Regions from separate parts of the Mus musculus genome. Here all the other regions are linked to region 1. The links are chromatin loops, found by intact Hi-C in ENCODE. Cell type or tissue: heart. All regions are shown on one strand.

The links. A loop is a pair of places that touch in the nucleus more often than their neighbours do. Peaks named below come from ENCODE experiments on the same cell type or tissue, not always from the same donor. Only the 100,000 strongest peaks of a DNase experiment are listed, where the experiment ranks them.
Region 2: a loop joins it to region 1, with 7 times the contacts of the local background. A loop is called at or near these places in 16 of 42 quality-filtered maps.
Region 3: it touches region 1 in a loop (6-fold over the local background); 34 of 42 quality-filtered maps call a loop at or near these places.

The regions. Positions count from the first base shown.
Region 1 is chr2:174,309,933-174,312,432 of GRCm38, forward strand. The region is part of intron 1 of Gnas (GNAS (guanine nucleotide binding protein, alpha stimulating) complex locus); the gene reads left to right. Among named protein-coding and RNA genes, the nearest start is that of Gnas, 13 kb to the left of the region's middle. In heart, CTCF peaks have their summits at 1,120 and 2,368 (motif pointing right); a DNase peak (open chromatin) is centred at 2,389; H3K27ac peaks cover 232 bases.
Region 2 is chr2:174,452,813-174,455,312 of GRCm38, forward strand. All of the region lies in intron 1 of Tubb1 (tubulin, beta 1 class VI), which reads left to right. Among named protein-coding and RNA genes, the nearest start is that of Tubb1, 3.5 kb to the left of the region's middle. In heart, a CTCF peak has its summit at 1,129 (motif pointing left); no DNase peak of the experiment used is centred here; H3K27ac peaks cover 769 bases.
Region 3 is chr2:174,850,886-174,853,385 of GRCm38, forward strand. It overlaps LOC115489499 (a long non-coding RNA gene), which reads right to left and starts at 2,472. Exons shown (of 4, transcript XR_003953980.1): 1 at 2,036-2,472. In heart, a CTCF peak has its summit at 1,300; a DNase peak (open chromatin) is centred at 1,206; H3K27ac peaks cover 779 bases; H3K27me3 peaks cover 533 bases.

The DNA of each region.
Region 1 (2,500 bases):
TTTCCAAGGAAATGCTTAGAAGACTCAAGGCAGAACTCAGAATCCAATGCCAGATGTTAGGGGGAAAGTTTTTTTTTTTTTTTTTAAGTTGGGTAGCCAAAAAACTCTGGGCTATTTATACTTCAGCATTCATGTGACTTCAGTTTCTTTCATTTTTGCTCTTAGGAGGAGAGCACAGAAGGTCATTTTGTTTTGCCAAGCAGATATGCAAGTGAGGATTTAAGATGTACACTTAGGAGGGAATCCCACTTTCTAGTGGGAGTATTTGGAAATGTTCCATGTTATCACTTTCCTATGTTGTCTCAATGGGGAAGAAAGTCCAATAGTTGGGGGAGTGGTGTACAGAGAATCTCCAGTGTTTGCAGAGGGTCCTAGGATGATGGAGAGAGCACTGGTTTAAGCTCAGGGGTTTTGCTGGGACCTTGGTTGATTCTAACACTTGAGTTTAGAGTTCCATGTGCTTGCTTGCCAAGTGATGTCCAGGAAAGACTGATGATACATCTTGAAGTATTCAAGCTTACCTGAGGTTCTGCCATGGCCAAAGAGGTACCAAATTTCATGAGTTCCTTTAAGAGGAAGCCAGAAACTTCCCATGTCTCCCAGGTCTATGTGTATGAAGTACTCACAAGGGGTTTTAGGCCAGGAACATCTGGAGAAAGTGGGGCACAGAGTAGAAACTCAATTTATTTGGCAGACAAATCTAAAACCAATGTAGCGAAAGCTCACCCCCAGACTCAAGGTGCCCAGAAGTAAAACACTTTCACCCGGGGGAGTCCTTGAGGTAGCTCCCAGCGGGAGGAAGGAAGGAAGAGCCTGATTGCCTTAAGTAGAAAAGGGAGCCCATCTCATTTGCACCCCAAGTTCACAGCAGGAGGGAGGAAACAAAAGGTCCTGGGGCATTTTACCTGTTTGTTCTTTTCCTGTTCTCTCTCTCTTCTTGTTTTATTTTTCTTTTCATTTTCAGATTTTTTTCTTTTAAAGTAGGATCTTTTTCTAGGGAGAACCTTTCTGAGCCAGAATTTATAAAATACATATATACTTTAAAGGAAAGAAGGGAGCCCACTGTTTAGGGCTGGGAAGTAGGAAAATCGAAACAAAGGAGGGCTGTTCAGAACTGGCTGGCAGATGGCGCTCCGAGTTTACAATTGAGAGCCTGGTGTTAGAAAATTCAAGCCTGCGCCTGCTTCAGGCAGCCCCCTCCCTTTATCTTCCTTCCCAGGGACGTAGCTCCGCCCCAGGCCTAAGAATGTGTTGTTTTGGGTTTTTTTTGTTGTTGTTGTTGCTTTTTGTTTAAGGTTTCAGGACAGCAATTGATATCTGGTGACAAGTATCCCCACTTTGTAGACCTTAGGAGGTCAGAAAGATAAAATACAGTGGGGTGCAAACCTGGAAGCCCCTTCTCTCCCCCCCGCTTTGGCTTTCTGTGTAACAGTGCTAAGCTCTCCTTCTGCCAGGAACAGTTCTGAGACCCTAAACATCCTTCTGTCTTTTGGGGAAAAGGTTGGGGGTGGGGTTCTTTCCCAGTTTAGAATCTTTTAATTCTGTTAGGAGAACTTTTAAATAGAAGGTGTTGGTTAGCATCTCTGCTCCCCCCAGGTATAACACACACACACACACACACACTCTCTCTCTCTCTCTCTCTCTCTCTCTCTCTCTCTCACACACACACACACACACACCTTTGTCCTTACCAAAATGGCAGGTGGTGTAGGAAAAACATCTTAGGCCATCTTTTGTCCTTTAACAAATGACTATTTCTGGGTCCCCTGCCTGGAGCTATCTTGTGTAGCAGCAGAGGTCACAAAGTTCATCCCTTTTCACCCAGCCAAGGGCTGGAAAAGAAATGCATACATAAGGACTAGGTCCCAAAGACAGTGCTTTGTACTTGCCCTGATCCCACTGCCCTGCCTCCTCCACAGCTACTGAGGAAGGTACATGGGCCTTCCTAGAAGGGGCTGCAGACTCTGCTGGGAACTTACCCTCGGCCACTAAGGCCAGCCTTAGTACTTCATTCTCCATAGCTTCTTCTATTTCTCTTCTAAAATGTAACAATCAGAGAAATAAGATACAAAATATTAGTTCAGGCTAACATTTCTGTACTCTGCTAGTCAATTCTTTTCAAACTTTGTTACAACTTTCCTTCTCTCTTGCCCGCTTTTGTTTATCTTTTGTTTTCTTTTCCTGAAGGTTTAAAAGGGTGTTTTTTTCCATTTCTTTTCTTTCTTTCCTTCTTTCTTTTCTTTTTCTTTTTCTTTCTTTCTTTTTTGATTCTTTACCCCCACTTTCAGGGCTTCTGATATGTGAACTTCAAGGCTGTCCCCAGGTGTTAGTGATATGGGTATAGGTAAGCAGCCTGTTCTAGTACCGATGGGCCTACCCACCAGAGGTCAGCAAAGAGCTCAGAATAGCTGGGTCTGCTTGCAAATGTGGGAACTGGTAGAATTCTCTAGATCAAATGTAGACAACCTAAACAGAAAACCGCCCCATATTTCAAAGGTGG
Region 2 (2,500 bases), 140 kb after region 1:
GAAACCGCAAATGTCTCCTGATGTACAAATATATGAACACAGTGTGTTTGTTCTATTTATTATTAATTCAATAAAATATTACCCAACTTTAAAAAGAACGATAACATTAAAATCTTTGGGGGGGTGATAAAATGTATGTTGTATAAGGTTTTCCATGTCGGGTTTTTTTTGCATGCAAATTCAGTAGTATTGAGTATGTTGTATAACACTGTCCCCCCATCAAAATACCTTTCAATTTATAAACTGCAAACTCTGCCCTGCTCAAACATCTCTCCTTCATTTCTCACTGCTTTCCCTGACAGCTGCCATTCCACCTCAGGTCTTTGTGCGTGGGTGCCCTTCCAGGCACTGTGAGTGGACCTATGTGGTTCCCTCCTGCCTCTCATTTGTTGGGCGATAGCTCACTGTGTGTACGGACTACATAGTGTTGTTGTGTTTGACCCAGGGATGGACGCTGGCCTCCTCTTCTGTAGGGAACACAGCTGGGAAAACCTGAGGGCCTTTTCAATTCTCCTAATTTTCTTGTCTATTTTTACATCTTTAATCAGATCTGTGTTGTATCTTGAATGTGTTCCTCCACACTAAATCCTTATCACCTTTTTATTCCCCCACTTTTATCTTGTGTATGCATACATTATTTTATATGACTATATAAACACAAATGGGGGAAAACATGATGTTTGTCTTTTGGCTTGGTCCTCTTACTCTCCAGTTTCAACCATTTTCCAGAAAGTGACAAAAAACTTGGTTCTTTGAGGCTGAAGAAAATCCCACTGTGTATGGTCGTACTTCCTATCTAATACTTTACTTAGGGACTGCTGTCTTAGTTTCATTTCTTAGCTTCCAAGAACGGTGTACAATCTACATGGATGTACAAGTGTCTCTGAGCTGTGTTGACTTGAAGGCCTTTGGGTCCTGGAGCCCTAGGGCTGCCTGGAAAGCATCAGTTACCCTTATGTGCCACAGGAGTCAGATCAGACCTTCATAATTACCAGAGAAGTGGGGGTGGGGAGGGCCCAGGGAGACTGCTCTGACCCTATGTGATAAGGTGGAGAGAGGCCCTGAGGAGGAAATGAGCGGAAAGATAGGGGATTTTCAGCTCTTGCAGCCTCCGGGATTGTGCCATCTGGTGGCTGGAGTCCCAGCCATGACTTCTTGTCGGGCCTATAAGAATGTCAAGAAACATTCTAGGCTTAACTGGAAAAGCTCTTGCCATGGAAGCATGAAGACCCGAGTTTAGATCCCGAACACCCATACCGAGAGGTCGGTAAACTGTCACAGGTCTGAATCAAAACCAATGCGCTCCAGTTCAGTGAGCAACCCCGTCTTTAAAGGTAAGGATAAGAATGACTGGGGAAACCACCGGACCTCGACCTCTGACCTACACACGACCGTCCAAGCAGGAGCGTGTGCACCGACAGGAGAGTGTGCACACGGTCACAAACACATACACACAATGCTAAGACACATTTCATTTCTCCCATCTCATAACTTCTCAAACTTACTCCCCTGCTCTCCAAAGTCCATTCTAGCACAGCGTGTTCTTGTTAAGAGCGCGTCTGGCGCAAAGGTGCTGCTTACGAGTAGCTTGGAAAAATACCCTTGGAGATTTTCGACTCAAGGGAATGTATTTTTTTATTGTGCTTTAATATGAATGGCCCGATAAGACCATTCCAGTAGTTTCCTGTGTTAATAGACGCTGTGGGCCGGCAAGATGGTTCAGCTGGTAAAGGTGCTTGCCACCAAGCCTGATGACCCGAGTTCCATCCTGGGGACCGACGTGGTAGAGAGGACTCACCACCACTGGTCCTTTTTGCACACATTAGCAAACACACATGAAAAAGTGAACGAATAAAAAGAATAAAATGCTTTACTCAGCAGAGTATGACGGCACACCCCTTTTGAGTCCGCACTCAGGAGGCACAGGCAGATCTCTGTGAGTTTGAGACCAGCCTGGCCTACATGGCAAGTTGCAAGCCAGCCAGGGCTACACAATAAGAGTCTGTCTCAAAAACAAAACAAAACAAAACAAAACAAAAACAAACAAGAAACAAAACAGAACGATTGGAAACGTAGAATATTCCAAACAGTTACAAGACAAGGGCTGTACATAACTCTGAACTGGGATTATGTTGGATGGTCAAAGCATAATACATCCAATTGTGCAGGACAACCCTGGCTGTAGACTTTTGAAGTGAATTTCAATGAAGAAAAATTCCCAAAGCGAGAAGGAGATACCGTTGTGAAACAAATAAGAATTCAGTCTGTCCTCATTTCCTAAGATCAGCACTTCTCCAGCTCAGGCTGTGGGAAGGTGAAATTTGAGCTCCCTCATCCGAAGTGAGATTCTAAAAAGGACTCGGAACCTTCTAACATTTCTAAGGAACCGGAGTTAATGGCAAAATCCAATGTAATGTTCTATGTGCTTGACATTTCACTTCGTAGGGTTCTAGCGCAGCCTTCTTAGTCACACATAGTGGAGGTAAGAAGAGAAGAGGGA
Region 3 (2,500 bases), 540 kb after region 1:
GTTGTCTCTCTTGTCACACACACACACACACACACACACACACACACACACACACACCACTCAGGTCTCTATCGACCCCCTGCCCTCTCTTTAATTGCACACTTCCGGAGAAAGTGACGAAGAATGCATTGTGTGTGTGTGTGTGCGCGTGCACGCGCGTGTGTCTATCTAGACAGAAAATGTCCTCTTGGGAACATTTCCTCTACTGCAGCCAAGAAACACACACCAACTTGGAAAAACACACGTACACACTCGTCCTCGGCTCCAGCACTTTATGTATGCACAAAGATACGTGAAATGTGTTGGTTTGTCTCTCCCTGCACATAAGAAAACGTACGTGTGTGTGTGTGTGTGTGTGTGTGTGTGTGTGTGTGTGTGTGTGCGTGTGTGTGTGTGTGTGTGTGTGTCCTTGAAGAAAATTAATCTTTCTTTTTCCTTGTCACTCTCTCCCTCTGGTGAAAAAAATTATGGTTTATTGCCCCCTGCCACTGGCAGTTGAGGGCGGGCAGGAGCAGTGAAAGCTCCTTTAACCCTTAGCTGGGACTAGAAGCCTAAAAATCCCAGTTCTGAGCCTTCAGAAGGAGGGGAAGGGGGCTTGGGTCTCTCCTGGTTTCCTAACAGGTACATAGGTTTTCTATACCCCACTCCCACCCTGACACACACAAACACACACACACACACAGAGTCTATGTGTATTTTCATGTCTCTTTCTCACGCACATCTTTTTCTTTCCAGCTGAAAAATATACTGCGTCATTGTCCAGGCCCAAAGCCTGTGCTACAGTACACGGTAAGCAGTGACCTTCCTAGCACAAGGAGACTGTAGCACATCTCTTTGGGGCCCTGGCTACATACCCCCTCACAGTTCTGGACTTGGGGGGGGGTTAAGGGGGGGGGAACTGGTCTGTACCAAGCAGACCCACAGGGTCATGGTACCCTAAGGATCCCTCCATGCTAGATGCCACTGCGCAAAGGGAACGGGGACTCTCCCACCGCCCATCTCCCTTCCACTGCAATGCACCTAGGCTCAGATTCACTCAGTTCAGTACCCCCAAGAACACTGGGCAGTCACCAGGACTGACAGGTTGGGGAAGGGGTCTCAGCCTGGGTCGGGTAGGGTCCCCACAGACCCTCCCCACCCTCCCAGGGCCCCCAGCATCTGGCTTCTCTGGGGGCGATGCTAGCAGTCACAACTTTTGCACCAGACCTGGACTGTTAGGCAGAAAGAGGGTCCGCAGTCCCAACTGCATACGCCTCCCCCACTCGCCTCGCTCACTCGCTGCACAACAGCGCATTCACGTGGCCGCCGAAGTAACTGCAACCAGGTAGTCTGCCTCAGGCAAGCCGTTCCATGAGAGAACTGTTCTCTCATCCAAAGGGCCGCCAGTTCGGAGCCAAGTTCCCTGTAGTTCTTCGTGGGAAATCCTCTTTCCTACAGCTGTAACGGATTTTTCCTGAAACTTCTATCAGCCTTTCCTTTTGTAGTCAACCAGGCCCTGCCTCTCAGGACTCAGACAGCCTCCTTGAGACACTCAAGAAAACAGGCTGGTTGCAAGTCTCAAGTCCTGACATTTAGGGGGAAAAGTGAGGCGTCCAACTAATGGTCTAACACGTCTGTCTAACACATTTGCCCCGCCCCGACCTCTCCCTGCCCCCCCCCCCGAAACTAAGAGCCCGACCTCGATGGTTTACAAGGGAAGCACACAGTGGGGCCACAGATTAGGCTTCAATTCTTGCTTTCCCCTTAACCTGAGTAAGGGAGCAAGTCATTTGCCTTCCGGAGTCTCAGCTTCCCTGTTTCTACATGGACACAGGTACAGCACCAGAGTAGATGCCATTTGGGAGCACTGCAGTGAAGGGGTTCCCTAACGGTGGACAGGGAGCATTGCTAAGAAGGTAGACGCAGAGGACGGACACAGAAAACTTACTGCTGCAGACAGGGAGACACAGAGGACATACAGCAAGAAGCCAGAGCAAGACACAAGCCCCAAGACAGGACTTCACTGGCCTTCCTCCAACCAGGCCCCACTTCCTACCTTTGAGCACTTCCCAACAGTGCGGTCATATTGTGGATTCATCGAAGCATGAATTCTCTTAATTCCGACCCCTTATAGCCTGTCTCTGGAAGCATCATCACAGACACCCCCAAGAGGTGAATTATCGCAGACCTCTACCACATGGGCAACGTCAAGGGTCACAGCTGAGTTCATTTGGCTAGAAAATGAAACAGGGTGTTGTCTCTTCCGCAATGGTTGTGTGCCTACTGTATTCTGCAGCAATGATTGAGTGCCTACTGTATCCTGGGTCCATGCTTCATCCTGAAATCAAAACCACCGTCCTGACTTGGGTCCTCAGGGAACCTTTGTATCTGCGATACGCCTGCACTGGTTATAGCCGTCCCATGAGTCACTGTGTCTTTGGCTTGTTTCTTATCCTTTTTTCCCCTCTACTTCTTTGCCCAGTTGGGTGCCCCGTCCCCCCCACCTCGTGTCTGACTTTTG